2 separate regions of the Homo sapiens genome follow, and region 2 is linked to region 1. The links are chromatin loops, found by intact Hi-C in ENCODE. Cell type or tissue: gastrocnemius medialis. All regions are shown on one strand. Each heading gives the region's core, and the rest is flanking DNA. Links, peaks and the distances in the headings are about the cores only. Region 1 has its middle 150 kb from the start of FAM161A. Region 2 overlaps USP34 (ubiquitin specific peptidase 34).

Evidence for each region. A loop is a pair of places that touch in the nucleus more often than their neighbours do. Peaks named below come from ENCODE experiments on the same cell type or tissue, not always from the same donor. Only the 100,000 strongest peaks of a DNase experiment are listed, where the experiment ranks them.
Region 2: a loop joins it to region 1, with 7 times the contacts of the local background. A loop is called at or near these places in 3 of 110 quality-filtered maps.

The regions. Positions count from the first base shown.
Region 1 is chr2:61,699,512-61,711,871 of GRCh38, reverse strand. It overlaps the pseudogene LOC647077. Among named protein-coding and RNA genes, the nearest start is that of FAM161A, 150 kb to the left of the region's middle. In gastrocnemius medialis, for the core only: no CTCF peak of the experiment used is centred there; DNase peaks (open chromatin) are centred at 3,621, 6,051 and 6,441; H3K27ac peaks cover 8,000 bases.
Region 2 is chr2:61,432,728-61,445,087 of GRCh38, reverse strand. All of the region lies in intron 1 of USP34 (ubiquitin specific peptidase 34), which reads left to right. Among named protein-coding and RNA genes, the nearest start is that of SNORA70B, 22 kb to the right of the region's middle. In gastrocnemius medialis, for the core only: no CTCF peak of the experiment used is centred there; DNase peaks (open chromatin) are centred at 5,707, 8,847 and 10,587; H3K4me3 peaks cover 1,050 bases; H3K27ac peaks cover 7,885 bases.

The DNA of each region.
Region 1 (12,360 bases), core at 2,489-10,488:
AGAGGTCTGAGTGTCATCCGTGATAACTTGAGCAAGGGGAATATATAAATGATCCTAAGAGACATAAAATGAGAGGAAATGCAGGCTAGAGCAGGAAATCTGAGGAACACCAACATTTAGGAGGTGGGCAGCAGAAGAAAGACCTTAGAGGAGAACTGTGAAGAAGCCAGGAGGTAGATTTAAAAAAACAAACAAACAAACAAACAAAAAAAACGCAAGTGTAACCAAAGCCATGGCAAGTGTAACCAGTTTCAACAATAGGGAGGTCATTGGTGCCCTTGTTGGGAGAGTCTAAGTGGAGTTTAGATGGCAAAAGCCAGTTTGTGGTGGGTTGAGAAGAGATTGGATGGTGAGCAAATGAGGACAGTAAGAATAGACAATTCATTAAAGATGTCTAGTTGCAATAAGCTCACTTCAAAGATTAAATAAGATGATGAATGAATGTTATGTGCCAATGCCTGGCATATAACAATACCTCAGTCAGTGTTAGCTACTACTATTATTATTATATTAAAGAATATATTTATCCTGGCTAACACGGTGAAACCCTGTCTCTACTAAAAATACAAAAAATTAGCGGGGTGTGGTGGCGGGCGCCTGTAGTCCCAGCTATTTGGAAGGCTGAGGCAGGAGAATGGTGTGAACCCGGGAGGCGGAGTTTGCAGCAAGCCAAGATCGAGCCACTGCAATCCAGCCTGGGCAACAGAACAAGACTCCATCTCAAAAACAAACAAACAAACAAACAAACAACAACAAAAAAGAATATATTTCAAGGAAGAAGAGAAAAAAATGGTAGCCATAAGGAGATGTGAATTTAGGGAGGCTTTTTAAAGGCTTCTCTCCCCATTATACCAAAAAAAGAAAGAACTTCCTTCTTGCCAAACGCTGCCGACATGATGTTCAAGCACTTCCTGGAGGTTTGCCAGGTGGCCTATGTCTCCTTTGGACCTTATGCTGGAAAGCTGGTCGCAGTTGTAGATGTTACTGATGAAAACAGGGCTCTGGCTGATGGACTTTGCACTCAGGTAATGGGACAGGCCGTGTCTTTCAAATGCATGCAGCTCACTGACTTCATCCTCAAGTTCCCACATAGCACCCACCAAAGGTATGTCCAACAAGCCTGGCAGCAGGTAGACCTCAATGCAAAATGGGCAGCCACACTAAGCCAAGAAGATTGAAGCCAAAGAGAGGAAAGCCAAGATGACAGATTTTGATTGTTTTAAAGCCATGAAGGCAAAGAAAATGAGGAAAAGAATAATTAAGAATGAAGTTAGAGGCTCACGCCTGTAATCCCAGCACTTTGGGAGTCCAAGGCAGGCAGATCACCTGAGGTCAGGAGTTTGAGACCAACCTGGCCAACATGGTGAAACCCTGTCTCTACTAAAAATACAAAAATTTGCTGGGCGTGGTGGCGCGTGCCTGTAATCCCAGCTACTTGGGAGACTGAGGCAGGAGAATCACTTGAACCCAGGAGGCAGAGGTTGCAGTGAGCCGAGATTGTGCCATTGCACTTCAGCCTGGGCGACAAGAGCGAGACTCTGTCTCAAAAAACAAACAAACAAAAAATGAGTTTAGGAAGCTTCGAAAGGCAGCTCTCCTGAAAGCTTCTACCAGAAAAGCACCTGCTGCTAAAGTCCCAGCAAAAAAGATGATCACTGCGGGCAAGAAGGCTCCAGCCCGGAAGATTCCTGCCCAGAAAGCCACAGGCCAGAAGGCAGCACTTCTTCAGAAAGCTCAGAAGGGTCAAAAAGTGTTGGCCCAGGGAGCACCTTCTCCAAAAGTGTCTGGCAAGGAAGCATAAGAGGCTACTACTAAAGTAATAAAGGCTCTTTTTGACATGTTAAAAAACAGGGAAAAAACGCTTTAAAAATTTCATCAAAGAAATACACGCAAATGGTTCAAAAAAGCAACAGTCCCGAGCCACCCTGAAGAGGCAAGCACTTTGAACTGCTTCTGTGTTGTAGTAACCTCCAGATCACTAATTCACCTCCTGGCCTAACTATTTCTTGATTTATCCGCCTTAGACATTCTCTATTAACTTCCTGATATGCTGGATGAGAATTTAGTTCACTTACACTCCTCTCGTTCCCCTCTCCTCCAAAGTGGTTGCATCACCATTCTCAATCTCTCCACTGGCCCTCTTTGCAACCTACTTAAGCTCCCTTCTTCGTTCTATTAATCATGGATAGTGTCTCTTGACTCCCTACTTCTACGATAAGGACATTAGTAGTCTATTCTTCCTCTCAAGAGGGAAGGTTTGTTTTGGTATGGTTTGGTTTGGTTTATTTTGTTCTAAAATGTGGAGATTCTTAAATAGGCCTCATGGGAAGGAATCAATGGCAGTAAATAATTGAAGATAGATGACAAAACAGTTGTTGGCATGAGATCCCCGAAGAGGCATAAGAGGACGAGGTAGAGCCCAGTGTGTGACATCTCCACAGCAGCACTACAATTTCCAGCACACATCTAGGAGTCTTCTGGGACCTACGGAACTCCTTTGTATCCTGGATCCAATCAGCTGTACAATTTCATAGATTTGCTTCTTCAATTTATCTCTTTCTATTCCCTTCTCTCCTGCTCGTGGCTTTAGCTCAGGCTTTCATTGTTTCTGACTTGGACAACAGGCTTCTTTTTTTTTTTTTTTTAAGTGAAGGCAAGTTTATTAGGAAAGTAAAGGAATAAAAGAATGGCTACTCCATAGGCAGAGCAGCTGACAAAAGACTTCTTTTTTTTTTTTTTTTTTTTTTTTTGAGACGGAGTCTTCCTCCAGCCCAGGCTGGAATGCAATGGCATGATCTTGGCTCACTGCAACCTTTGCCTTCTGGGTTCAAGTGATTCTCCTGCCTCAGCCTCCCAAGTAGCTGGGATTACAGACGCCCGCCACCTCAACCACAGACGCCTGCCACCTCACCCCGCTAATTTTTGTATTTTTAGTAGAGACGGGGTTCCACCATGTTGGCCAGGATGGTCTTGAACTCCTGACCTCAGGTGATCCGCCCGCCTTGGCCTCCCAAAGTGCTGGGATTACAGGTGTGAGCCATCATGCCCAGCCAATAAAAGACTTCTAACTGATCTCTTTCTCTACCCATTCTTCCCTCTCAAGTCTCTTACACTGATGCTGGGTTAATCTCTTACAGCAGAACTCTCATCATCCTACTCCCTTGTTCAACCTCCGCAGGCTGGCTTTCGAGGCCTTCCATAATGAGGTCCCAGCCCAGCATGGGATAATAAAGGTTCAATCTGGGAAGAGTGAGGCAGACGTCAGGGGCAAATGGAGAGTGTTCTTCACGCATAAACGCAGTTCCTCAGGCGCACCTGTTTTAACAAGAGCTTCGGGGCCAAAGGAGGTAGTGAAAAGGCATCCAAATGTGTCTACTGCAAAGTCAAATAGCCATAGCATGGGCTCTGGTTCAGAAATTCTCCTAATATTTCCTTTGGAAACTTACAAAGAAGAAATACAAAAAGCCAATAAACATATTTAAAAGTTCAACATCACTGATCTAGAAAGGCAGCCATGAGTGTGTCCCATTTTGTAAAGGGCTTCCTCTGCATCTGCTCTTAAATCAGTCACTAGACATCTTAGCTGGCAGCTGCCTTCCCCTCCTTCTCTGATCTGAGTCATTTGGGAACTAGATATGCCTGGCTTAGCGCACTAACTGTGGAGAGCATGTGAGGTATGTACCTCTGTGTCACAGAAACTCTAACACCGAGCAAGATTATTTTTAGAGGTGACCTTCTAGGTTCCACGGAAAAGTAAACAGACAGATGCACATGATTTCCTCTGAGAGACTCACAGTAAACAAACCAGCACACATGCACTCGCTATTATCCTGCGTCAGGTGAAAAGCTTTATTGAAAGCTGGAAATCAACCAGGATGAAGAGGGGGTAACTGAGTGAAAGATCACAGCATCCAGCTACTCAATCAGAAAGCTGCAGGTGGAACAACTTTTCCATTCTAAATTCTTGGAAAACATGTTGTTTTCAATAAATTTTCAATAGTTCCCCATGAAAATATTTGTAAAATGTATTACTTAATTTCTTGCCTTTCATTTTGTATTATTCTTTTTGTTGTTACGTTTGTTATTTTTCTTGTGTAATGTGTTTATTACTTTTAAATGAACATTTAACAAAACAGAAAAGTCTCCATAATCCTGCCCCTTGTTAATAGTTTGTTGGCCACCGGGGTGGCTCACACCTGTCATCCCAGTACTTTGAGAGGCTGAGGCAGAGGGATTGTTTGAGTCCAGGGGTTCGAGACCAGCCTGGGCAACATGGTAAAACCCCATCTCTACTAAAAATGCAAAAATTAGCCAGGCATGATAGCATTCACCTGTAATCCCAGCTACTCAGGAGACTCAGATGGGAGGATTGCTTGAGCCCAGGAGGTAAGAGGTTGCAGTGAGCTAAGATCGTACCACTGCACTCCAGCCTGGGCAACAAAGCCAGACCCTTTCTCAAAAAAAAAAAAGAAAAAGAAAAAGAAAAAAAATTATTGTATATGTCTCCAGATATTGTATACAAATACTCATATCTATATATCAACAAAATAAAAGATACAGTCTTACAACTTTCTTTTGTCATGTAGCAGTATATGTTGGGCAGCTTTTCATATTGGTATATATAGGTCTCACTCTATGTTGGATGTTTAGGTCATTTCCAGTGTTTCACTCTTACAAATAACGCAGAAGTAAGCATCTTTGAAAGATATCTTTGGGCACTTGCAATTGTCCAGCAAAAACTTGGACAACTTCTGGGAGTAAGAATTCTGGATCAAAATATTTACATATTTTAAAAGTTTTAATGTAGTTACTGCCAAATTGCTTTCCACCTGTCTCCCGAGACATATAAGAATAAATTTATTTCCCATGAAGACTTAGCACCTGACACAGTGCCTGGCACACAAGAGCTGTTTATTAATTGCTGTTTAGGTTAAATCATCATAAATATTCGTTATTGTTCTGGTTATGAAAACGATGCCTCTGACATGATTGAAATGCTTACCCTGTCTGCCTCACTCCTAATTGTCCCAGACATTGGAGGTATTTAAGTGCTGGTAAAGCACTGGAGTAGTAGTCATGGTAGTAGCAAATATAATTTTTAAGAAATAGGACAAAGGCCAGACTCAGTGGCTCAGGCCTATAATCCCAACATTGTGAGAGAACCAGGCGGGAGGATCACTTGAGCCCAGGAGTTCGAGACTAGCCTGGGCAACATGGCAAGATCCTGTCTCTACAAAAAATTTTAAAAATTAGCCAGGCATTTTAAAAATGGGACCTGCAGTCCCATCTACCCAGGATGCTGAGGTGGGAGGATCGTCACCTGAGCCCAGGAGGTTGAGGCTGCAGTGAGCCATGATCGCACCGCTGCACTCCATCCTGGGCAGCAGAATGAGACCCTGTCTCAAAAAAAACAAAAAGTACATATCACAATACTCCTGATTGACTCCTTGCTGGCAAGCTATTTGTTGTCACCTAAAATCATAGAATTCTACAGTAAACAGGAGCCTAGACATTAAATTATTTAAATGTTTCTTTTTTTATATGAATAAGTAAAAGCCCAGAGAGGTAGTGGTTGGTCAAAGGTTTGAGAATTTTACTTAAAGCACCTCTTCTTTCCCACCTTCCTTTTTTTGACTTAAATGCACAGGTTTAGTATATGTTTATTGCACTTGACTATATCATATAAATGAGGCACATTATTAACTAGAATATGTTTCCTCAAGTCTTTTTAGGTCTGTCAGTTTATCTGCCTAGAGCTTCCCTTCTTGGCTTCCTAATTTTCTACTGCAAGTCAGCCAAGGATTGAAAATCAGATTACCAAGCTTATTAGAACTATAAGTCAAGCATGAAACTATTAGAACTACATGTGAAGAGGTGGAATCACTGTGTGGTCTAAGGTTTTCCTACGTGTGAAACACAGGATCTCAATACCTTTCTGTCAGCTGTTTTGGCTACTCAGGACAGCTCATGTGTGTGTGTGCAGGCACAGCCAAGGCTTTAGCAGTGTTGCCATGTTCTGGATTGTAGGGTGGATGCACCTGACAGCAATAATTTAACTTAAGCATACCCTGAATGGCAGATGCACCTGGCAGCAGCAATAACTTAAGAAATGAGTGTTGCCGGCTGGGTGCAATGGCTCACGCCTGTAATCCTGGCACTTTGGGAGGCCGAGGTGGGTGGATCACTTGAGGTCAAAAGTTCAAGACCAGCCTAACCAATATGGTGAAACCGCAGCTCTACTAAAAGTACAAAAATTAGCCGGGTGTGGTGGCAGGTGCCTGTAATCCCAGCTACTTGGGAGGCTAAGGCAGGAGAATCGCTTGAACCCAGGAAGCAGAGGTTGTAGTGAGCTGAGATCATGACACTGCACGCCGGCCTAGGCAACAGAGCGAGACTCCATCTCCAAAAAAAAAAAGGAAAGAAAGAAATGAGGTTTGCCATGTGAGGTTTGCCGGGGGGGATCCTGCTGAGTGAGGGTGCTACATACACTGCATGCCTTTTGCAAGTGGTTGCAGTTCTTCTGTCCAGCCGGCCACCACTGGACTGTCCCTGTATGTAAGTTCCCCCAAACAAAACCCTATGTCTTGTTTGCTGGCTCTGGGTCTCTTCTTCAGCCCCTTGAACCTGGTGTGATCCTGGTTAAAGTTAATAGGGATCTAGCATAGCATAGATAGATATTATGTATTATATAGAGTGAAATCTTAGAAGGTATTCAAAACCCTTTAGATTTCAAAACTTCCCAAATTCTAAGAAAACAAGTAGCTAAAGAGTTTGTCTTCAAATGCTGTTAGCTTTTGGCCAAGGTCTAAAGTACGGTGAAATAAGAATGCTTTCTCCATCCCTTTGCAGAGATATAATGCCAACTTTGGTTTCATTATTAGAAATTTCAGAAATAGGGTCCACAACAGACAGAATAATGACTGTTTGAAGATGTTCATGTTCTAATTCCTGAAATCTGTGAATATGTTACCTTACATGGCAAAAGGGAGTTTGCAGATGGGAAAGTTAAAGATCTTGAGATGGGGAAATGACCCTGGATCTTCCAGGTGGGACCAATGTAATAACAAGCGTTCTTATAAGAGAAAGAGGGAGGCAGGAGAGTCAGAGTCTGGGGAGATGTGACAACAAAAGCAGGGGTCAGGGTGGAGAAGAATGCCAGAGGAAGAGACCCTGAGCCAAGGAATGCAGGCAGCCTCTGGAACCTGGGAAATGCAAGGAAATGGATTCACCCCCAGAGCCTCTTGAAAGGCATGCAGCCCTCTACTGACAACCTGATCTTAGCTTAGCAAGACAGCTTTGGGTTTCTGACTCCAGAACGGTAAGATGATATGTCTGTGTTGTGTTTAAGTCACTAAGTTTCTGGTAATTTGTTCTAGCAGCGACAGGAAACTAACACAGTGTTTTACCATAAAGCAGTTCAAATCTGCATTTTGACTGAAGGACAACTGTTCTTTTGCATATTAATCAGGGCAAATATCTCTTAAATGTAAGTGGCAATTTAGGCCAACATATTTAAACAGTATCCAGTGAGAATTTACTAGAATCCCCTGGTTTTATTTTTTTTTTCCAAAGAATTGCTGCTTACATATCTGGTAAGTGTAAATTACCTGTAGAAATACAAAGCAGTGCTTTTTTTTTTTTTTTAGCGACAGGGTTTCACTATGTTGCCTAGGCTGCTCTTGAACTCCTGGCCTCAAGCAATCCTCCTCCCTAAGCCTCCCAAGTAGCTGGGATGACAGGCATGACACCATACCCAGCAGTGCTTATTATTTTGAAGAACATGATCATGATTATTAATATCTGCACCCCAAAAGTAATAATAAATAAAATTGGCTGTGCGCAGTGGCTCACGCCTGTAATCCCAGCACTTTGGGAGACCGAGGCAGGTGGATCACCTGAGGTCAGGAGTTCAAGACCAGCCTGACCAACATGGTGAAACCCTGTCTCTACTAAAAATACAAAAATTGGCATGGTGGTGGGCACCTGTAGTCCCAACTACTCAAGAGGGTGAGACAGGAGAATTGCTTGAACCCAGGAGGCGGAGGTTGCAGTGAGCCAAGATCATGCCACTGTACTCCAGCCTGGGTGACACAGCGAGACTCCCTCTTAAAAAAAACAAATGAAATAAAATGTATATAACTTATTTTTATCATGTTTCACATTTTAATATACATTATGCCAAAAAACTATTAAATATGATTTTTATCATTTCAATTATGATGAGCTTTATGACAAACTATCTCCATTTATTTATTTATAGCCTGTCACCCAGGCTGGAGTGCCATGGTGCAATCATAGCTCACAGCTTCCAACTCCTTGGCTTAAGCAATCCTCTGGCATCAGCCTACCAAGTAGCTAAAACTACAGGTGTGCACCACCACACCCAGCTAATTTTTTGTAGAGATGGCATCTCACTTTGTGCTCCAGGCTTGTCTTGAGACAAACCATCTCAGGAGAGCAGAAAAATATTAAGCAACTAGCAAATTCACATAATTCTGTGCCTTAGTTGAAGCTGGAAATGCTTTGATAAACTATTTTTTTTCAGGATGCTCCACCTAACTGAACATAGCAGAAGCCTCATAACTTGCATGGACTTGGGTGTAAAGCATTCTGGGGCCTCAGGCAGGAACAGGACTAGAGTGAGGTGAGAAAAGCACAAAATTTAAGGTGACACCCAAAATTTTAGTAATCAAGATAAATGTTTCTTTTTTTTTTTTTTTTTTTTTGGAGACAGAGTCATGTTCTGTCACCTAGGGTGGGGTGCAGTGGCACAATCTCAGCTCACTGCAGCCTCCGCCTCCTGGGCTCAGGCAATCCTCCCACCTCAGCCTCCTGAGTAGCTGGTCTACAGGCTCACACCACCACACCCAGCTAATTTTTGTATTTTTTGTACAGATGTGGTCTTGCCATGTTGTCCAGGCTGGTCTTGAACCAAGTGATCCTCCCATCTTAGCCTCCTAAAGTGCTGAGCTTACAGGCGTGAGCCACTGATCCCGGCCAAGATCAATGGTATGTTAATGTAATATTTTGAAAAATCAAATCAACAAACTATGGCCTATGGGCCAGCTGCCTGATTTTATTGTAAATAAAGTTTTATCAGCAATTCTAAGTGGGACAGGAGAGGAGAAATAGGGGCTAAGAAAACTGAAGTTAGCTACAGTATCACCTAAAAGACAACAAAGAAAACAAATGCACATGCTGAAAAATGCATAGTAATAGGCCAGAAAGCAGCAGGAAAAGAGAACAATGACCAAAACAACCTAGGAAAACATATCTGTCACAAATATGTCAAAAGGGTAATATTCTTAATGTGTACATAGTTAACAGTCAATAAGAAAAATAGTATTACACAACTATAAAACAGAGCTAAGAACAAATAGATAAAACGAAAAACAAATTGGCAATAAAGGCACCAAAAATGTCCAACCTCATTAGTAAATAATACTTGTAAATAAAATAGAGGTGACTTTCAACTATCAAATTAATTTGCTTTTAAAAGATAGTGCAGGCAGACAAATCTCAAGGAAAGTATAAACGGTATAACTTTTTGGAGGGAAATTTGGCAATCTGTATTAAGAGCCCAAAATGTTTTGTACTTTTAGACACACTAATATCATCTCTGGGAATCCATTCTGAGAAAATATTGCACAATGTTGTGAAGGAGTTCCATACAAAGTTGTTCCCCAAAGCATTAAACCTTCATTTATTAATTAAATATTTATTGATTTCTTATTTACTAGAAAAAAACCTATTTACTTTGGAGACCGAAATGAACTCAGTTATGAAAACATCTGTCTCTGACAAGCTGCAAGTCAAGACATTAATTTTCCCTATGGTTCTGTTATGCAGTTTCCTTTTAACATTCATAATGATTGGTTTTGAATGTTTGATCAAAGGATAGTAAATAGATTAGACTCATTTGCTGAAAGTCCTACCATTCCTTGAAAGAAATGGAATTTGACATATGTTTCCAATTGAGTTTAACTTAATTACAAACTCACAGGGGAAATATGTATTCATACACTCTAGGCAGAAATGTACAATGGTAAAACTGTATTAGAAGGCTTTTTAGTATCTATTAAATTTAAAAATATTCCTTCCCTTTGACCTACTAATTCTACTTCTAGGAATACATTCTATGAGAACACTCACATAAGTATAAAAAAATACATGCACAAAGATGTTCATTGAAGTACCGTTTGTAATTTTAGGCCAGCTGCGGTGGCTCAAGCCTGTAATCCCAGCACTTTGAGGCGGGCGTATCACTGGAGGTCAGGAGTTTGAGAACAGCCTGGCAAACGTGGTGAAACCCTGTCCTACTAAAAATAAAAAAAATTAGCTAGGTGTGGTGGCACATGCCTGTAATCCCAGCTACTTGAGAGGCTGAGGCAGGAGAATCTCTTGAACCCAGGAGATGGAAGTTGCAGTGAGCTGAGATTGTGCCACTACACTCCAGCCTAGGCAATAGAATGAGACTGTTTCAAAAAAAAGATACTATTTATAATTTAAAAAAATTAGAGACAATTCAATTTTCCAATATAGGGGCTGGATAAATAAATTATGGTACTTCTATTCAACAGAATAGTATTAATATTAACAATTAGCCAGCTGGGCATGGTGGCTCACACCTGTAATTCCTGCACTTTGGGAGGCCAAGGCGGGTGGATCACTGAGGTCAGGAGTTCAAGACCAGCCTGGCCAACATGATGAAACCACGTGTCTACCAAAAATACAAAAAATTAGCCAGGCGTGGTGGCGGGCGCCTGTAAACCCAGCTACTCAGAGACTCACTGAAGCCCGGGAGGCGGAGGTTGCAGTGAGCTGAGATCATGCCACTGCCCTCCATCCTGGGTGACAAGAGCGAAACTCCGTCTCAAAATAAATAAATAATAATAATTAGCCACTGTGAGTGCTGGTAAGTTGTCCAAAAACAAAACTTTGATTTGTAGTGTTTGACAATTTTCAGGGTACATGTTCTCTCACCACAGCCCTATTTATTTACTTAAGAGACCATGTCTCACTATGCCCAGGTTGTTTCAAGTGATCCTCCCACTTCAGCCTCCCAAAGTGTTGAGATTACAGGCATGAGCCATCATGCCTGGTGCCATGGTCCATTTTGAGCTACCAAGGTAAGATGATGTTACTTAACTTGAAGTTGTAAAGAGATGTGCGTATTTGGCGCTCTCAAGCCTGTACAAGAAGGTCCCGGCATACCGCTGACTCAGCAGAAAGATAGTAGGGAGGAAGGAAGGAGAAAAAAAATGAGACAGTTCTAATTATACTGACATAAAAAGATGTCCAAGATGTATGTTTAATTGAAAAAAAAAAGTTACAAAGTATTAGCATATGGTTTTATAAATATTTTTATTTTTCTTAATTTATATATTTTTTGAGACAGTGTCTTACTCTGCCACCTGGGCTACAGTGCAGTGGGACAATCACAGCTTACTGTAGCCTCGACCTACCAGGCTCAAGCAATCCTCCCACCTCAGCCTCCCAAGTGTCTAGGACTACAGGCTCACACCGCCATGCCCAGCTATTTTTTTTTGCAGAAACTGGAATCTCGCTATATGTCACAGGCTGTTCTCAAACTCCTAGGCTCAAGCGATCCTCCTGCCTTGGCTTCCCAAAGTGCTAGGATTACAGGTGTGAGCCACCATGCCTAGCCATATATTTGTTAATATTTGAATTTGTATAATCCATGTGTTATTACTGTAATCAGAAAAATAAATACAGTATTTAAAAATAAAATCTACAGCCAAAGGCCTTAAACTGTGAACAAGAGGACCATTTTTAAAAAGCACAAATAGTGCTTTCTTACACTCTGTTGCTGGCAGTATAAATTGGAGCAATCTGGCCAGGCGCGCAGTGGCTCACACCTGTAATCCCAGCACTTTGGGACACTGAGGCAGGCGGATCACCTGAGGTCAGGAGTTCAAGACCAGCCTGCCCAACATGGTGAAACCCTGTCTCTACTAAAAATACAAAAAGTAGCCAGGCATGGTGGCAGGTGCCTGTAATCCCAGCTACTAGGGAGGCTGAGACAGGAGAATTGCTTGAACCCGGGAGGCGAAGGTTGCAGTGAGCCAGAATCATTCCATTTCACTCCAGCCTGAGCAACAAAAGTGAAACTCCATCTCAAAAAAAAGAAAAGAAAAAAAGTGGAGCAATCTTTCTGGAGAGTAATTTGTAGTATGAACCTAAGCTCTAAAAATGTATTTATCTGTTGACCCAGTGATTCCACTTCTGGGGATTTATCCTGGAAAAATGATTAAGGATGCAAGCAAAAATTCAGCTACAGGAATATTCTTTGTGTTTTCTGTCAAATAATCTAAATGTTCAATAATAAGGAACATTATT
Region 2 (12,360 bases), core at 2,619-10,618, 270 kb after region 1:
AGTAGGATAATGAATTACAAGTTGGCAGTTACTATTGCTTCTTCAAACCAATCATTCCATTGTCCCCTGGCTTCCATTGTTTATACAGAGAAATCACCTATCGGTTTTACTGTTACTTCTTTGAAGATAAGTTTTTTCCTCACTTGCTCAGTTTTTTTTTTTTTTTGGTGTTAAGGAACAGAGTTTAATAGGCAAGAAAGAAACGATAAGGCAGAAGGAAGAGGCTCCCCTGTACAGAGACGGAGGGGGTGCTCCAAAGCCAAAAAAGGAGGTCTCCACGTGCGGTGGACACCTGCCAGGTATATATGCAGAGGCTGGAGGAGGCAATGTCTGATTTGCATAGGGCTCAGGGGATTTGTTTGACTAGGCATGTCATTCAGGTAGCCCGTGAAAAAGCTGGCCCTCCCACCCTAGCCCTTTAATGTGCATCATTTGCTCAGTTTTAAGATTTTCTTTGTTTTTGTCTTCAGTAGTTAACTATGACAAGTCCGCATCTGATTTTGTATTTATTGGGATTCATAGTGCTTCTTGAATGTGAGTTTTTTAAAAATTTATTTTAGAAGTACTTAGCCATTATTTTTTCAAATGTAGTCACTGCCTCAGTCTGTCTTTCATCACCTTTTGATCTTCCTTCTCTCTTTTGCTTTCTTCTATATTTTTATCCTTTTGGCTTTTGTGTCTTCATACTGCAGTCTGGATATTTTCTTTGACCCATCTTCCTTTTTCGATTTCTCAGTCTTGTTTAATCTGTATTAAAGCCATCTATCAATTTTAATTTCTGTTATTGTATATTTTAATTCTTAGGCTTTTGAGTTTTTTCTTTTTAATAGATTTTATTTTTGGGACAGGGTTTTGCTCTGTCACCCAGGCTGGAGTGCAGTGGCAGAATCTTGTCACCTTGACCTTCTGGGCCCAAGTGATCCTCCCACCTCAGCCTCCTGAGTAGCTGGGACTACAGGCATGCATGCCCCACCATACCTACAATTTTATTTATTTATATTTTTAGCAATGAAGTCTCCGTATGTTGCCCATGCTGAAGCAGTCCTGCTTTCGCCTCCCAGAGTGCTAGGGTTACAGGCATGAGCCACCTTGCCTGGTCAGCATTATTTTTTTACAGCAGTTTTTAGTTCACACCAAAATTGAGCATAAGGTGCAGATATTTCCGGTATGCCACCTGACTCCCCACACACGAAGCCTCCTCCATTATCAACATCTGACACCAGAGTGAGTGGTACATTTGTTACACTTGGTGAATCTACGTTAACATATCATTATGACTCAAAGTCCATAGTCCACATTAGGGTTCACTGTTGGGGTTTGACAAATGTGTAATAACATATCCACCAGTACAGTGTCGTACAAAGTAGTTTCACTACCCTAAAATCCTGTGTGCCCTACCCATTCATTCCTTCCTCCCCACTAATCACTGGCAACTGCTGATCTTTTTACTGTCTCCATAGTTCTGCCTTTCCTACTACATCACATAGTTGAAATCATACAGTATGTTGCCAGTTAAGATTGGTTTCTTTCATTTAGTAATAGGAATTTAAATGTTCTTTATGTATTTTCATGTCTTGATAGTTTTTTTTTTTTTAACACATCTGCTGGCAGGAAGATAGCTTTTTAAAAAATTTATTTTAATTGACGTAATAATTGTACGTGTTTATGGGATATGTAGTGATTTTTTTATGCAAAATTTCATCATATAGTGATGTGTTGATACATATATAGTGATCAGATCAGGGTAATTAGTGTATTCATCTCAAACATTTATCCCTTTTTTGCATTGGGAACCTTCTGTGGCCTCTTTGTAGCTATTTGAATCTATATAATGTATTATTGTTAACTGTAGTCATTTCACAGTTATGTAGAACACTGGAACTTATTCCTCCTATCTAGCTGTAATTTTTATCCTTTCACAAATCTCTCCCTATTCTTCCCTTTCCCCTGTCCTTTCCACCTTCTTGTATCCTCTGTTCTACTTTTTACTTACATGAGATGAACCTTTTTTTAGCTTCCACATGAGTAAGAACTTATGGTGTTTAACTTTCTGCTCCTGGCTTATTTCACATAAGATAATGTCCTCCAGTTCCATGTATGTTGCTGCAAATGACAGGATTTCATTATTTTTAATGGATGTATAATATTCCTCTGTGTGTGTGTGTGTGTGTGTGTGTGTGTGTGTGTGTACACACATCACATTTTGTTTATCCATTCATCTATCGTTGAACACGTAGGTTGATTTTGTATCTTGGCTACTGTGAATAGTGCTGTAATCGTGGGAATGCAGACGTCTCTGATACAGTGTTTTCCTTTCCTTTGGATAAATGCCTAGCAGTGGGATTGCTGGATTATATGGTAGTCGTGTTTGTAGTTTTTTGAGGAGCTTTGATACTGTTCTCTATAGTGGCTGTGCTAGTTTACGTTCCCACTAACACTGTATAAGAGTTCCCTTTTCTGTGCATCCTTGCCAGCATTTGTTATTTTTTGTGTTTTTGATAATAGCTATCCTAACTGGGGTAAGATACTTCATTGTGGTTTTGATTTGCATTTTCCTGATGGTTAGTGATGTTGAACATTTTTTTCACATATTTGTTGGCCATTTGTATATAATCTTTGAGAAATGTCTATTCACATTGTGTGTGCATTTTTAATTGGATTTTTTCTTTTTTTTTTTTTTTGCTGTTAAGATGTTTGAGTTCCTTGTAAATTCTTGATGTTAATCCCCTCAGATGAGTAATTTGCGTATAGTTTGTCTCATTCTGTAGGTTGTCTTTTTTTACTCTGTTGATTTTTGCCTTTGCTATACAGAAGTTTTGTAGTTTGACATAATTCCATTTGTTGTTTGTTGCCTGTGCTTTTGAAGTCTTTATTCATAAAATCTTTTCCCAGACCGATGTCCTGAAGCATTTCCCCTGTTTTGTTCTAGTAGTCTTATAGTTTTGTTAGTTCTTTGAGCCATTTTGAGTTGATTGTTTATGTAGAGGAGTGAGGGTATAGTTTCATTGTTGTGCCTATGGATGTCCAGTTTTCCTAGCACCATTCATTGGAGAGACTGTCCTTTCCCCAGTGAACATTCTTGGCACCTTTGTCAAAAATCAGTTGACTGTAGATACGTGTATTAACTTCTGGGCACTCTGTTCTGTTCCGTTGGTTTATGTATCTGTTCTTATGTCAGTACCATGCTGTTTTGGTTACTACAGCTTTCAATATATATTTTTAGGTCTTTTCTTTTTTCTTCCTTTTTTTTTTTTCTTTTCTTTTCTTTTTTCTTTTTTTTTTTTTGTAATGCAGTCTCTCTCTCTGTTGCCCAGGCTGTAGTTCAGTGGTACCATCACAGCTCACTGCAGCCTTGACCTGAGCACAGTTGATTCTCCCACCTCACCCTCTCAAGTATCTGGGACTACAGGCATGCATCAAGATGCCTGGTTAATTTTTTTTTTTGGCACTTACGCATTTCTGTGCCTGTTGAGTGGTGGCAGGAGCAGCCCTAGGCTGGGCAGCCGAGTGGCCGAGCAGAAGTTACAGGGACACAGGGGCACCTCTAGCCCCAGAGAGGGAGACTGGGGCTTTGGGAGCTGTGTGGCCCTGGGCTCCAGAGGAGGCCTCCTGACATCTCTTCCCCCAACCAGCTCTAGTCTCTCTGCAGCCACCTTTTCAGGAAGGGCAGGGACTCCATAAAGCTCCAAAATTTACTGCCTTTCTCATTACAGGGGCTGGGAGGTGGGGCGCAGAAAGTATAAGAGGTTTAACCTGCCTGGGTGACTTTAATTCCAAAGGGCAGAGCCTGGGTGTGGTGGGACCCATGTGTGGTCCCAGTGCTTTGGGAGGCCGAGGCAGGAGGATCACTTGAGCCTAGGAGTTTGAGGCTACAGTGAGCTATGATCGCAAGTACACTCTAGCCTGGGCCACAGAGCAAGACTCTGAGTCCAAAAAAAAAAAAAAATTTTTTTTTTTTTTTGAGGCGGCTCTCACTCAGTTGTCCAGGCTGGAGTGCAGTGGCGCGATCTCAGCTCACTGCAAGCTCCGCCTCCCAGTTTCATGCCATTCTCCTGCCTCAGCCTCCCGAGTAGCTGGGACTACAGGCACCTGCCATCACGCCCAGCTAATTTTTTTGTATTTTTAGTAGAGACGGGGTTTCACCGTGTTAGCCAGGATGGTCTCGATCTCCTGACCTCATGATCCACCCGTCTCGGCCTCCCATAGTGCTGAGATTACAGGCGTGAGCCACTGCACCCGAAATTTTTTTTTTTTTTAAATTAAAAAAGTAGGCCGGGTGTGGTGCCTTACGCCTGTAATCCCAGCACTTTGGGAGGCCAAGGCAGGCGGATTGCCTGAGGTCAGGAGTTTGAGACCAGCCTGGCCAACATGGCGAAACCCCATCTCTACTAAAAATACAAAAAGTAGCCGGGTATGGTGGTGGGCGCCTTTAATCCCAGCTACTTGGTAGGCTGAGGCAGGAGAATGGCTTGAACCCAGGAGGAGGAGGTTGCAGTGAGCGGAGATTGTGCCACTGCATTCCAGCCTGGACGAGAAGAGCAAAACTCCATCTCAAAAAAAAAAAAAAAATTTAAAAAGGGCAACTTTTTCAAGAAGAATGGAGGGGAAAAGGCATGAAGAGAAATTCCCTCTGCAGCAGAGCAAGTTCCTTCCATGGAGGAACAGGAAGCCGCAATCACTGTTTGCAGCTGGGCACAGCTGCCATGACATTTCATACAGCAGCCATTGACCTGCTTCCTCCTGATGTCCTGTCTGGGCACATCCTCCAGCAGGACCACCAGGGAGGCAGGGATGGCAGCCCTTGCAACTTCCCTTTGACCTCAGGGAATTTGAGAAATTGAGGTGTGGGATGGCAGAGTGGTGGTGTTTGGAGGCCAGGAGGAAGAGGCTGATGTCCGCAACCCCACAGGACTCAAGCAGCCCACCCTGATGCCCTAGATGAGTGCTCGGGAGGGACGGCCATGCTGCTGGCTTTCTGTGTAGCACTCAGGCAGGTGCCTCAGTGAGCCCTCAGAACCGGGGAGGAGAAGGTTGCAAAGCAACAGCCTGATGCCCAGGGCCTTGCAGCTTGTCTTGGGGAGCTCACACTGCCCCTCCTGTGGTCCCTGCACTAGGCTAGGATGCCCCTGTCCTCCCACATCCTCCGCTCCCTGTACCCTGTTGGCCCAGCAGCAGTCCCTGTCCTAATGGCACAGTGCAGCCATCCACAGAATCCACACCCAGACACCTCTCTGGGCCACACATCATGAGGTCTCCACCCAGCTGTGTGTGACCCACATAGTGACAGGGTATGGCTGAGCAGGTCTCCAGGCCCACCCTTTGCCCACAGCCTCCTGCCTCCCTGCGGTGAGACACAGGCAAGGGTCACAGGTCAGCAAGTCTGTTCTCTTAGAAACATGCCAAGGTCAGGTGTGGGCCACTTGTGCTCCACGGGGGCTGCCATGCTGCCTTCTTGGAGCACACAGGAGTCCCCGTCAGATATCCTAACCTGAGTACCCACAGCTGCTTGTGGTGAGGGCTGACTGTGGGTGCTCACTGACTGCCTGCTCAGCACACAGCTGGATGGTGCTGGGCACTGGGCCTTCCAAGAAATGGAAACGGCCCCTTCCCTCCCAGTGCTCACATACAGCAGGGGAGACAGGATGGCCGGACAGAATGGTGCCAAGTGTGAGTGCTGCAAGCAGATCCTCGTGGAGGGAGCCAGGGCCAGGCTGGAGGGGTGACATCAGAGCTGTGCACATACCTGAGTGTTCTTGCCAGCACAGGGCATGAGGGTCAAGTGGCTCTACACAGCTGAGGCACAGCAGGAGGAGGGGGCACATAACCTGGCTAATTTTTTGTAGAGACACGGTTTTGCCCTGTTACCCAGGCTGGTTTCGAACTGCTGAGCTCAAGTAATCGTCCCAACTCAGCCTCCCAAAGTGTTGGGATTACAGGCGTGAGCCACCATGCCCAGCTGTTTTTAGGTCTTTCACTTCCTTTGTTAAATTTATTCCTGTTAGACTTTTTTCCTAGCTATTGTAAATGAAATTGCCTTCTTGATTTCTTTTCAGGTAGTGTATTGTTTGTATATGGAAACATCACTGATTTTTTTTAAATAGTGATTTTGTATCCTGCAACTTTACTGAATTTTTTAGCTCTGAGGTGTGTGTTTTTAGTGGAGCATAGGTTTTACTATATATAAGGTCATGTCATCTGCAGCTGCAAACACAGGGACAGTTTGACTTCTTCATTTCCAATTTGGATGCCCAGAACTACTTTGTCTTGTTCTGGCTAGGACTTGCAGTAGTATGTTGGGTAAGAGCAGTGAGAGTGAGATCCTTGTCCAGGTACAGTTACTGGAGGAAAAGCTTTTATCTTTCTCTTGTTGAGTAAGATGATAGCTGTGGGTTTGTCATATATGGCCTTTATTATGTTGGTGTACTTTCCTTTTATACCTAATTTATTGAGAGTGTTTTTTTTTTGTTTTTGTTTTTGTTTTGTTTTTGAGATGGAGTCTCACTCTTGTCGCCCAGGCTGGAGTGCAGTGGCGTGATCTTGGTTCACTGCAACCTCTGCCTCCCAGGTTCAAGCAGTTCTCCTGCCTCAGCCTCCCGAGTAGCTAGGATTACAGCTTGTGGCTAATTTTTGTAGTTTTGGTAGAAACGGGGTTTCACCATGTTGGCCAGGCTGGTCTCGAACTCCTGACCTCAAGTGATCCGCCTGCCTTGGCCTCCCAAAGTGCTGGGATTACAGGCGTTGAGCCACCACGCCTGGCCTAGAGTTTTTTTTTTAATCACGAATGGATGTTGAATTTTATCAAATGCTTTTTCCGATTCTATTGAGATGATCCTATGGTTTTTGTCCTTCATTCTATTGCTAAGATGTATGACATCCATTGATTTGCGTATGTTAAATTATCCTTGTATTCCTGGGTTGAATCCCAGTTCATCATGGTTATTACATTTTGATGTGTTGTTGGATTTGGTTTGCCAGAATTCTGTTCAGAATTTTTGTGTCTATGTTTATCAAGGACACTGGCATGTAGTTTTCTTTTTTGTTTGTTTTTCCTTTTCTGGTTTTGGTATCAGGGTTATACTGGCCTTGTAGAGTGAGTTCAGAAGAATTAACTTTGCTTCAATTTTTTGGAATACCTTGAGAAGAATTGGTATTCATTCTTCTGTAAATATTTGGTAGATTTCAGCAGTGAACCCATCAGTCCTGCACTTTCCTTGGGAGACTTTTTGTTACTGATTCAATCTCATTACTTGTTTTTGGTCTGTTCAGGTTTTTTATTTATTTATTTATTTATTTATTTATTTATTTATTTATTTTTGAGACGGAGTCTCGCTCTGTTGCCCAGGCTGGAGTGCAGTGGTACAATCTGGGCTCACTGCAAGCTCCGCCTCCCGTGTTCAAGCCATTCTCCTGCCTCAGCCTCCCGACTAGCTGGGACTGCAGGTGCCTGCCACCATGCCTGGCTAATTTTTTGTATTTTTATTAGAGACGGGGTTTCACCATATTGGCCAGGCTGGTCTTGAACTCCTGACCTCGTGATCTGCCTACCTCAGCCTGCCAAAGTGCTGGGATTACAGGCATGAGCCACCGTGCCTGGCAGGTTTTTTATTTCTTATTGGTTCAATCTTAGTAGATTGTATGTGTTCAGGAATTTGTTCATTTCCTCTAGGTTTTTAAATTTATTGCTGCGTAGTTGGTCAGCAGTCTCTAATGATCCTTTGTACTTCTGTGGTATCCGTTATGATGTCTCCTTTTTTGTTTCTGATTTCTTTTATTTGGGTCTTGTCTCTTTTTTCCTTAGTCTAGCTAAAGGTTTGTTGATTTTGTTTATCTTTTCAAATGACCAGCTTTTTTCTGATCTTTGATCTCCTGTAATTTGTTTTAGTCTCAATTTTGTTTATTTCAGCTCTGATCTTTATTGATCTTCGTTGTCTAATTTTGGTTTTGTTCTTTTTGGTTCCTTGAGATGCATCATTGGTTGTTTGAAATCTTTCCAGTTTCTTGGCATAGGCATTTATTACTATAAACTTCCCTCTTAGCAGTGCACCGCTTTTGCTGTATCCCACAGGCTTTGACGTGTTGTATTTGCATTTTCATTTGTTTCAAGACATTATTTTATTTCCATCTTAATACCTTCATTGACCCAGTGGTCATTCAGGAGCATGTTGTTTAATTTCCATGTATTGGTATAGTTTCCAGCATTTCTCTTGTATTGATTTCTATTTTTATTCCATTGTGGTCTGAGAAGATAGCTGACATGATTTTTTCAGTTATTTTAAAATTTGGTTGAGACTTGTTTTATGTCCTAAAATATGGTCAATTCTGGAGAATGTTTCATGTGCTGCTATAAAAATGTGTATTCTGCTGCTATTAGGTGAAATGTTCTGTAAATAGCTGTTGGTTTTATTTGGTCTATGATGCAGTTGAAAACTATGTTTCTTTGTTATATTCTGTCTAGATGATCTGTCCAGTGCTGTTGAAGTCCCCAACTATTATTATGTTGAGGTCTGTCTCTCCCGTTAGATCTAATTATGTTGTATATCTGGGTCCTCTGGTGTTGGTTGCGTGTGTATTTACAATTCTTATATCCCCTTACTGAATTGATGCCTTTATTATATAGTGTCCTTCTTTGTCTCCTTTTACAACTTTTGGCTTGAAGTCTGTTTTGTCTGATATATGTAAAGCTACCCCAGCTCACTTTTGGTTTCTGTTTACATGGAATGTCTTTTCCCGTCCTTTCACTTTTAGTCTATGTGTGTCTTTATTTTGTTGGGACAGAGTTGTGCTCTGTTGCACAGGCTGGCACAATCTTGACTCACTGCAACCTCTTCCTCCCAGGTTCAAGCGATTCTTTTGCCTCAAATTCCCAAGTAGCTGAGATTACAGCATGAGCCACTGTGCCCAGCCAATTTTTTTGTATTTTTAGTACAGACATGGTTTTGTCATGTTGGCCAGGCTCTGTGGGTGACTTTAAAGATGAAGTTAGTATCTTGTTGACAGCATATTGTTGAATTTTTTTGTTGTTGTTCAGTCTATAACTTCTATTTTTTATATATATTTTTTGAGATGGTGTCTCACTTTGTCACCCAAGCTGGAGTGCAATGGGGTGATCTTGGTTTACTGCAGCCTCCGCCTCCCAGGTTCAAGCGATTCTCCTGCCTAAGCCTCCTGAGTAGCTGGGATTACAGGCGCACTCCACCATGCCCGGCTCATTTTTGTATTTTAGTAGAGATGAGGTTTTACTATATTGGCCAGGCTGGTCTCGAACTCCTGACCTCAAGTGATCTGCCCGTCGTGGCCTCCCAAAGTGCTGGGATTACAGGCATGAGCCACTGCGCATGGCCAGTGTATAACTTTTAAATGGGGGAATTTAAATCATTTGTGCTCAAGGTATTATTGATAGGTGAGGACTTACTCCTGCCATTTTATTGATTGTTTTTTAGTTACTACATTATATATCCTTTGTTCCTTGCTTGCTCTTCCATATATGAAATTCTTGAGCATTTCTTATAAGGCAATCTACTGATGAGTATTTCCTCAGTTTTTCTTTGTTTGTGAAGGTTTATTTCTCCTGCGTTTCTGCAGGACAGCTTTGCTGGGTATAATCTTGATAAGCTGTTTTTTTGTTTTTTTTTTAGTACTTTAACTCTGTTAATCCCATTCACTCCTTGCCTGTAAGGATTCTGCTGAGAAATCTGTTAGTCTGGTGGAGATACTTTTATTTGTGACTTGATGCTTTTCTTTTGCTGCTTTTAGAGTTCTTTTTTTTTTTTTTTTTTTTTTGAAACAAGGTCTCACTCTGTTGCCCAGGCTAGATAGAATACAGTGGCGCAATTAAAGCTTATTGCAGCCTTGACTTCCTGGACTCAGGTGATTCTCCCACCTCAGCCTCTGAGTAGCTGGGACTATAAGCATTCACCACCATGTCCAGCTAATTTTTATATTTTTTTGTAGAGATGGGGTCTCACCACGTTGCCCAGGCTGGTTTTGAATTCCTGGCCTTAAGCAATCCACCTGCCTTGGCCTCCCAAAGTGCTGAGATTATAGGTGTGAGGTGCTGTGCTTGGCCTCTTTGTTGAATTTCTCATTAAAATCATGAATTATTTTCCTTATTTCATTAAAGTTCTTACCTGTATTCCCTTGTACCTCCTGAGTTTCCTTAAGATCGTTATTTTGAGTTCTTTTTCTGGCATTTTATATATTTCTTTATGATTGGGGTCTATTACAGGAGAATTATACTGTTTGCCTTTGAAGATGTCATGTTTCTTTTTTCTCTGTTGATTTCTCTACATTGTTTCTACACATTGTTGGAACCCCCCCCCTTTCAATTTTATGGAGTAAATTTTATAGGGAAAGACTTAATTTATATAAGTGGATCTTAGATCAGTGGAGTGTGTTGGCCTTGGTTCTGTGTGGACACAGTAATGTAGTTTCTTCATCTGTAATCTGTACTAGTGACATTTGAGAGTTTCTCAGCAGCCTAGGATGAGGAAGTGTGTGGTGCAGCTTTGCCAGGGGGGTTGGCTCATTGGGCTGTTTCTCAAGTCAGGGACACATGTATGCATATGGTGAGTTGGCCAACTTGGGGTCTGGCTTGCTGGGGTTGAAGCCACAGGACTGTTACTCTGGCCAGGAGCACAGGCATGTGGTTGCTCAATTGGCTTGGTGTTGTGCCTGGCAGGAGTGGCCCATGGTTTCTCAGGTCTAGGACACAGGTGCACAACTGCTCAGCCAGCCTAGATGTGTCTGTCAGGTGTTGCCCATTGGGCTGTTTCTTAGGACTGGGATGTGGGCTCTTGGCTGCCTGGCTGGCCTGGGGGGATGCCCATCAGGGACGACCTGTGGTAATGTTTCTGAGGCCCTTATTGGGGGCGCAGGGCTGTTCGGGAGGCCAGAAGCATGTCTACATGGGGCAGAGGTGCTAGGAGCCTTTTTCTTAGGCACTGAGTAAGGGTGCATGGCTGCTTCACTAACCTTGGGGTGTATCACATGCTCTTTGGCTTGCGGGCCTCCACTACTTTGGAGAGAGCTTATAGTGGCTTGGTTGGCTTATGGGCAGGTTTGTCCTGGATGGGACTGTCAGACTGTTCCTTTGGCTTGAAGTGTGGTCTGGTTGTGGGAGTTGGTTTTCCCTGCTGTGCGGGACCAAAGTTGCAGCTATAGTTGTGGCATTCATTCACCTGTGTGGCCTTGGTGTAATGAAGATGGAGCTGAAGTGCTGCAGAGGTGCAGTGGCTACTGGCCCCCAGAGGGTGCACTCCAGAGGTGGCTCTGGTTTCAAGATGGTGTTGCACTGCCACAGCTTGTTTCACTGGGGGTAGGTGGGGGTTGGGGAGCACATTCCTTGTGCTCCTAATTTGGGCAGTGCAGCTGTATGGATTTCCAGCAGTTGTCTAAATTGGGCTCAGGGCTTGCAAGGACTGTGGGATTCTCCTTTTTATTTTATTTATAGTTTTTGAGATGGAGTCTTACTCTGTTGCCCAGGCTGGAGTGCAGTGGCACGATCTTGGTTCACTGCAACCTCTGCCTCCTGGGTTCAAGTGATTCTCCTGCCTCAGCCTCCTCAGTAGTTGGGATTACAGGCACCCACCACCACGCCCGGCTAATTTTTATATTTTTAGTAGAGATGGGGTTTCACCTTCTTGGCCAGGGTGGTCTTGAACTCATGACCTCAAGTGATCCGCCTGCCTCAGCTCCTCAAAGTGCTGGGATTACAGGCATGAGCCACCGCACCTGGCCGATTCGCCACTTGTAAGGAGTGTAGGTGTTTGTGGTGGTAATGGGAGTGCTGGTGAGGGATCTTCTGCTTACTTTTTCCCTGCATCAGGAAGTCCCTGCTGACTGCAGGCAAATCCCATCTGGGTGAGGGGAGATGGGGCTGCAGAGGCTGGATGCTTCCATACTGCCTTCCTGGACTTTGTCACCAACAGGTGTGTCTCCATTCCCCAACTGCACTCAGATGGTCTCTCTGACACACCTGTCAGATCTTAGCTGTTTATTTGTTAACCTTTGTCCTTTCTTGTGTGTAGGATGAATGCTAGGTGTCTTTAGTCAGTCTCCCTGATTCTTTTTTTAATATTCTTCATAACTTTGCTGGAATTCTTCAGCTTATCTAATATCTTGAATGTATTACCTATTGTAACTAATATCTTAATCTTCTGTTTTATTGTTCTCTTATTTTCACCCTTGTTTCTGGCTATGTGGTATGTGGTCTTGGTTTTTGGTTCTCTGGTCATTGTAGAAAGTTTTAGATATCTAGAGTCATGTGCAGAAATGGGAAAGTTTATGGGCAGTGAACACTTATGTACCCATCACCCAGTCAACATTTACCAACTCATGGGTAGTTTTTTTTTTCACCTTACC